Regions from separate parts of the Homo sapiens genome. Here region 1 is linked to region 2. Evidence: chromatin loops called from intact Hi-C (ENCODE). Cell type or tissue: IMR-90. All regions are shown on one strand.

The links. Hi-C counts contacts between places; a loop is a spot of excess contacts. Peaks named below come from ENCODE experiments on the same cell type or tissue, not always from the same donor. Only the 100,000 strongest peaks of a DNase experiment are listed, where the experiment ranks them.
Region 1: a loop joins it to region 2, with 3 times the contacts of the local background. A loop is called at or near these places in 1 of 110 quality-filtered maps.

The regions. Positions count from the first base shown.
Region 1 is chr2:66,789,194-66,793,193 of GRCh38, reverse strand. No RefSeq gene overlaps it. Among named protein-coding and RNA genes, the nearest start is that of LINC01797, 88 kb to the right of the region's middle. In IMR-90, no CTCF peak of the experiment used is centred here; a DNase peak (open chromatin) is centred at 2,453.
Region 2 is chr2:66,579,501-66,583,500 of GRCh38, reverse strand. The region is part of intron 1 of LINC01798 (long intergenic non-protein coding RNA 1798); the gene reads right to left. Among named protein-coding and RNA genes, the nearest start is that of LINC01798, 7.5 kb to the right of the region's middle. RefSeq lists an enhancer at 3,658-4,000. In IMR-90, no CTCF peak of the experiment used is centred here; DNase peaks (open chromatin) are centred at 1,750 and 2,310; H3K4me3 peaks cover 2,452 bases; H3K27ac peaks cover 3,150 bases.

The DNA.
Region 1 (4,000 bases), 210 kb before region 2:
TTTTTAAGCAAAGGGAACAAGTTCTGTCATTCACATCTCAAAGAACCAATTTGGATCTTTAAAAATATTTATGTGGAGGCTGTAAAATCTCAAATTGGTGTGCGAGGAGACAGTGGTGCAAATGCTAACAGACTTATTAAAAGATCCCTAACCCTTTTTAGTAGCTGGCTCCACAATAATTATCAGCTGGTCTGTTTTCTTTTCCTTCTCCAGTAATACTTATTATGACCTTGATTTTTTTTAAAAAAGTATTAAATTTGGTGAAGAAGCTCTAAGTGTTGCCAAGCTTGAATAAACCAGGAAAATACTGATATTTTAAGTTGCTCATAAAGGACTCTATATAAATAACACAGCAATGTCATATATTTTCCTACATCTTGAGTAATAGTGACTGCAAATCAAATTTTGTCTAAAAATGCTTAGGAAAATAAAACAATTTTTATATCTCTTTGATTCCTAGATCAAAATCTGAGTATAGGAATGTTTGTGTGTGTGTGTGTGTGTGTGTGTGTGTGCATAGAACAAAATAGTAGATGCCATACATCCACATATTACCGATCATTACCTCTGTAAATTCGAATTCTCTTTGATTTTATTCTCCTCTATTGAGGAGAATAAAAATCAAAACCTGTGATTTGATTTTTTCTGCAACAAATGATTATGATTGCATAATATGGAAAGTTATTAACTTTTCGAAGATTTTTATAACTAGTAAAATTTGAGAAATGAGCTAAAGGGGGTTTTTACACCTCTGTGAAATAAAAAATACTATCTTTCACTGAGAAACTGTATCTGCTTGGAGGACAGTGGAAACAGATGGGTTGATCTCCTAAGATCAATAAAGTAAACATAAAAACTCAGTAGTGGCCCTTGCCAGACAGCAATCTGCCTGAGAATAGTTGGAAAAGAGAGAACCAATATAAGTAATCAGAAAGGATTGATCTGAATAAATGAAAACCATATTGACAGAAAAGAGGCTGTTGTGAGGAATGATGGAGGGGATATTTTATTAGCTCACGAGACTTGTTTATTTGTTCATTTATTTGTTTGTTTAAAGAATTTGCCTGTAAAGATTTATAGTACAATACCAGCAGCAAACATTGGGAGGAGTGGAGAAACTAAAAAGAGATGGTTTCAAGTTTTCAAGCACTGTGAGTTTCCAGAAGGATCATTCTCTGCACTCACTGACAAAAAGCCTTAAAATTAACCATCACTCCTAGAGCGTGTAATCCTATGACTGTCCCTTGAATATAATAACCTCAGAGAGAGAGAGAGATGGAGAATTATAGAGATTGACTCAGTTTCTTGCATTTGTTAGTCAGTATCTACCATTGACACAGAAATTCTTCATCATTCTGGTGGGTTATAGATGGTCAATAGGCCACGCTTTGTTCCATGTACCTTTGCTAAGATACATTACTGGGAATAGGGAGCTTGGATCTTGGACTTTCAATCTTGCTAGAAGGTGTCACATAACTCTCCTGTCCACATCTCACGTGCTCATTTTTAGATATTGGTATAAAAGTCCTCAGTGGATTCCCATTACCACTAGAATAAATCCCAAGCTCCCCACCTAGCCTCTGTCTTCAAAGCCCTCACCACTCCCCAACACAAACCTCTCTGCCTGCAGACCAACTTCCCTCTGCATTCAGTGTCACCTTCTCAAGAACCATAAGTACCTGACATGCATTTCTAGCTTTTCGATTTTGCTCATCTTGCTGGAGGTACTTTTTCTAGATTCATCTGCTCCCTACCTTTAAAGATTCCATGGAAGTCCTACAAAATCCCATAGCACACTGAACATTTTCTTCCCAAAACCTTCATAGCCTAGTGCCTAAACTCCATCTATGAACTTTACTATGTCCAGGCTTTTAGTGCAGACTTCTTACCTCTCTTCCTAGATCTGGATCTGGTCTCTTGGGAGATGAGCATTGCCAGGACAGAGAGAGGGCAGAGAGTGTGGATGGTCTACAAGGACACATAATGTGAATTACTTGGGGGTTTTCCTGCTTCCCTCTCATCCTCATATCCTGCAACCATGTAAGGGAATCAGAACATTGTTCCAGAACTGTGACCTAAGTGTTGACATCTGGCTGACCTGTCTTTCCAGCCTGCAGCTCTGCAAGCCTGGAGCATTTCAAGAAAATTAAGCTCAAGCTCTCTGCAAATGTGCTCTCTGTTTCCTCTTTCCTTTTCTCACCTCCTGTTCCCACCCGCATGTCCCTTTACCCTATTCCAATTGAGATTGGAACCAGTTTACACAGAGGATTTTTCTTATGTCTTAAAGCAATTCAAAAGCAAATAAAATAAACACTGTCATTCTCCCTCATAATAAATACATTCTTCTTATTTCTTTTAGTAAGAAAAAACAAGTTTCACACTTTAGATTTGTTTAGCTGGATAGAATCCAAAGACAGAGCTCTAAGTCAGAGGACAGAGTTTAAATGATGACTTGTCTGTTTATAGATGAGTAATTGGACTTGCTGCACTGGAGCTGTGGGATGGTGACTTGCAGGTCTGATATTTATTTACATAATTCACTGAATGTAACAGATTTTGAAATATAGCTTATAAATATTTAGAAAATATTGTTTCTAAGTACCTGCAGCATCTTTACAGTGTATCAGGCTATTTATTTTGAAACGCTATCTCTTTTTATTGAGAGGTAAGGTAGATAGCTGAGCAGAGATGCATGCAGAGTAGAATATAATTAATATTGTGGGGGAGAAGGAAAACGAAATGGCTATTAGATGGCGAACAATCAGTCCTCCCTCACAGAAAAGGCCTTTTTATGCAGATGAGGATGTTGCTCCTAGATATGCATTTGAGCTTTCTACATTTAGTTGCCTTGATTTTATCATGTTTTAGTAGAAAAGGAATCTGTACAGGATCAGGAGGTCCTTCAGGGCAAAACAATAAAGGCTTGGTGATAGATTTCAAAAGTGGCCACAAACTCTCCCATTGCCCAGATTCATTTTCTTAAAATCAGACTTTGCTGCTCCATCCTTTTAAAGGTGAAATCTATTTCTCTATCACTTGAATCTAGGCTGCCATTATGGCATGCTCCAGCCAATAGATTGCATCAGAAGTTCATTGTACCTGTTTCGAACATATGCCTCAAAAAGCTTTCCACTTTCTGCTCTAACTCTGAAATACTGAGCATGTGCAATGTGGAGCTTGGTCTGGCTTGCTACATGATGAGAGACACATGGCTTAGTCAGCCCCATCACCACAGGTGACAGTCAGCCAACTCTGGAAGCAGAGCCACCTAGCTGACTCAAACCTGACGACAGACGCATGAGTGAGCCTAGCCAAGGTGAAAAGAACCACCCAGCTTAAATCCCAGCCAAAACTGCAGACCTACAGAGTCATAAGCTGAGTAAATATTGTTGCTTTGAGCCACTAAGTTTCGGGCAGTCATTTCAGCGGCAAAAGCTTAACTGGCACAGGTTTACAATGGCTCTGGGCATGCAACCACCCAGAATAGCACTTATGGGTCATAACCAATGTCCATTGCCTCCATTGTGGCCATTAAGTAATCTTGCATCTATGTGAAACAAGCAAGTCATTTATTTAACCAAAGTCTATTGGGCATCTAGTCTAATTCAGGTACTGTTTGTTCAAGGTTGCTGGGGACACAGATCAAGTTTCTGCCCTCCTTGAGCTTATATTCTAGTGATGAATAAAGACAATAACAAACGAGCAAGTGAATATATAATATAATGCAAGCTAGCAAAAGTGCTATAAAAATAAAAATAAAGCTAGTAAGGTGAGTAGAGAGTAATGGGGGAGGCTATATTTGATAGGGTAGTTGTAGAAGCCTTGCCAAAAAAAAAGATATGAGCAGAAAATAAAGTGCAGAAATGAGCCATATAGAAATCTAGACAAAGAATACTTACTGTTTCCTGGGGCATTTTAAATTAAAATTATACTCAAATGACTCCCTCAGTCCAGGATTCCCTTTGTACCTCTTTAAAAAGGTATCATAATCTGGTCTAGT
Region 2 (4,000 bases):
CAGGTTCCGGATCTGCCTGAGTGGTCGCAGAGTGCAGGTGGGGAGAGCAGTTCTGGGAGGCCGCCCCCTTAAAGGCCAGCCGGTGACTATGATTGCAGCCAGGGCGTCAGGTGGAACCTACACCTGAGGCCGCCAGCTCTCTTCCGACCTTGGCGGTCAACGAGCAAGGTCATCTTTAACTCCATCACCTGGCCAGGGGGGTGTTTACCTGGCTCCCAGAGAGAGAAACCGAGGGCCAAGAGAGGCGGGCATGTCCCAAGGTGCCAGGAGGGCTCCCCTTGGGGTCCATCCGGCTGGGGAGGACCCATGCCAGATCCGGGACAGTAAACTTTTGGACCATTGTGCATATTTCAAAATGATATTAACATACTTCCTATACTGCTCCCCTACTGGAAGTCATAATTACAACTCACCCTTCTCTTTGTCCACCAGAATCGCTTTGAGCAGTCCCAGCAAGTCAACCTACTTTGGGCATGCGTTTTGCATTTTGCAGTGCCCCCATCCCTCCCCAGACCTATATGTCAAGGAATAGGGAGCTGAGACATGACACGTTAATGTTTTTAACAGGGGATGCTCTCTGCTCCCACAGAAAAGGAGGGAGACCCTGAGGAGAGGGCGGCCGAGAGGGAGAGGGAAGGAATCACGGCGCCACTCCTGCGGAAATTCATATTCCGTGTATGTTCCTCCGTCACCTGAAATAAATCCTGCCGGCCTACCCACACAGACCCAGCAGCACTTATTTATTTGCATGTCATGCTTATAATATGGTAGAAAGCAAGACGGATCTTCGAGGAGGGGAGGGGATGAGGCTCACCCTTCAGGCTCACTCTCTTAAATAAAAAAGAATTGACCGGCTGGGCGCATAAGAATTTATCTTGAGTTTGTGGTCATTATCTCTATTATATAGCCCCGGCAATAAATAAATCGGGTAGTTACTACCCAACAATAAAACTGTAGTGTATGGGACACCTTACTATTACTTTCTTAATAATCTGCCGTTTCTTTCACTTTAAATCTTCCCAGTCATGTCTTCACACTCGTCTACAAGGATCTATCTTCACCCCTTGAGGTACCAGACCGCTCGGATCATTTTTATATGTTGTGAACACAATAAGTTTTCCTGCCTAGACTTTCTGTTTTTCCTCCTATTTCTAGGCTGCCTAATCTGCTTCAAGACAAAGGGTCGGCCCAGATCAAATGTGTTTTTTCCTCCTCTCTATTTCAATCACGTTGGGCGTCCAAGTTAATGAAGATCGCCCTACATGCGGCAGCCAGCTACGGGGCCGCTAGGAAAAAGGGAGCAACGCAGGGTCCAGGAGACCCAGTCCCGGGAAGATGATCTGTGCTTCCGCGGTGGGCACGCCCTTGGGCGCGCGCGGGGTCCAAAGGCCGAGTTGGAGAAGCCCTGCCTAGGGTAGTTCTACCTCTCAAGACCCTCAACCCTATTCTTGATTGTGTGTGTGCCCATGGAGGGATTTCTGGGGGTCTTGACCCCTCCTACTTCTCGCAGCTCGCCCCCTGACCCGGGCACAGCGCGCTACCCGCGGACGCAAGCGCGAGCAGCGTGGACCCGCCAGAGAAGTCGGTCCTCGCTCAAGTGCGGGCTCCCCTGCGTCCGCGGTCATTAAAACCTCACGAGGGGGGCTCGGCCTAGGGAGCAGACGCATGGGTAGGAGTTGGGGAGGGAGGCGTCCTGAAAGGTTCCCAGACCCGCGGGCTGGGGAGAGAGCCTCTGCGCTCACACCTGGGGCTCGCCTCCTGCGCGCAACTGTTAGTTACGCGGCTCCCACCCCAGTTCCTACTGGCAGCCAGGCGGGAGGCGCAATCTGTTCGGAGCCAGAGCCTTGCAGAGCCCCAGGGCCCCCAGCCCGCGGGGAGAAGGAGCCTAGCCGACGTCCGGCCGGCGCCTTCCAAAAGCAGCTCCACATTTGCTTTCACGCCAGCGCGGAAAGTGACCCGTCCCCGCAAAGCGGACAGCAAATGACCGCCTCATCCGCGGAGCCACCCCGGCAGGGCGTCTGGGGAGGTGCGCGGGGAGACGAGAAAAGGGACAGTGGGGCGGCGGGGAAAGAAAACAAACAGACCTGCATCGCTCCCCCTTTTGTCTTTACACTGCTTATCTCAAGAAATCAACTCAACAACACTCAACAACAACAAGCTGCCACCAAGCTTGTTTTTGTTTGTGTGACTTAGATCACAGATAGAACTAGGGACCAAACCTCCAAGTGTGTGTGTGTGTGTGTGTGTGTGAGAGAGAGAGAGAGAGAGAGAGAGAGGAGAGCCGCAGCGAGGCTACTGATGGTGAAGGGACGGTGAACTTCTCACCTTTCTTCAACTCAGAACAACACGTCCTTTAAAAAAATTCCGCACCGCCGAGTGTGTGAGTGTATGTGTGTGTGTTTCGCTGTTAATTGCATTTTGCTGGGATGATCTTTTACGACTCGAAAACAAGCAGCTGGGAAAATATTCACGTTTGGGACAGAAAACATTTTTTATTTATATCTTTGACATTTAAAAGAGCAGAATTAATTTGTCCTGTCTACATTAGCATTGAGAGAAAGTTTCAGAAATCTACCCGGGGGGAAAGGGAGGGGGGGAAAAGAAAAAGAGAAAAAAGAAAGCGAAGAAAGGAAAAGAAAAGCTAGGCTTGGTTTTTCTTATTTCAGATCTGTAATCAATCATTGAAATAGGAGGCAGCAAAACTGTAAAGATTCGATAGATTAAAATGCAAATGAAAGGTAGAAAAAGAAACATTAACATGGCGATCAAAGATTTAATAACCATAAATCAAGTTTTTTTTCTGTTGCAGCTGCAGTTTGTGTGTTTATGTTTTAATCATGTTCGTTCCATAAATAAATAATTTTGAAACGAGACTAATTTTTCATTATTTTAACAGTGGGCTACAACACTAAATATTAAAAATAGAAAGAGTATATGATGCAGATCCCCAACCAAATAAGAGAAAGACTTGTGTTGATTGGTTAAAATCAAGGGGTTTCAATTTTATGTTTTGAAAATCAGAGTATTATGCTAAAAAATTCTATCTTAACTGACAAAGCCCAAAGTTTTATTTTCTCTTTAATATTTTATGTTAACGACAAGATACCATTTATATTAAATATATGCATGGCTACGTATCCATTCCAGTCTGAGCATTTTCAAAGAACGGAAGTGTCAGAATATTAAATAATACAAACATATATTATTTCAAAGTGCCTTGACAGAATTTCTGGAAAATAATACTCTTTAGGATAATCTGCCTTCCAGAGAAAAAAGTGATGGTTCAACACAGTTAAAACTTTTCTAGCTTTATTATTAAAGTTATTTTTCCAAGGGGGAATATTTTAGCCGTTTGTTTTATTATTCAATTTAAGGTTTTATGTCAATGTGTCAAATTATCAGAGCACACTCTAAGTACTCATTTTCTCAACTATAATGAAAACTTTTCATTTAGATCTTTTTATGTAAAACATTAATTTATATCGTTAATTTAGAAGTATCTAGAACTTAAAAAATAAAACACCTGAACTTAGTTTCTCTCTCTCTCTCTCTTTCTCTCTGTCAACATCTTATTAACATAGAGAGGACATACATTTTCAGAAAATTTGAAACTTTTTTTTTCTGCTAATACAGACTTGCAATGTTTAAAATAAGCTTTTTGCTTAATTCTGCTTTTGAAGGAATGATTCCCCCTAGTATACTAAAATGATGGGTTAGAATTGTTTCAATTTCTCCTCTTTCCACAAATGATCACCAAATATGGAATACATATTTCCTTTCTGAAACCTTTAAGTTAAATGTGAGCTAAGTTTATGTCCACTCGCCGCCCCCCGCCCCCCCCCCCGCAGCCGAACAATCACGTTTTCACTGTGACAGTCCAATAATGCATTTAGTTTAAAATTACAATTACACTTGGACCTTTTCTCCTTTGTATTTTTTCATTTACTTCAGTGCAACAAGATGACTTGATTTCCATAGGATTACACGAACTCTATTCAGT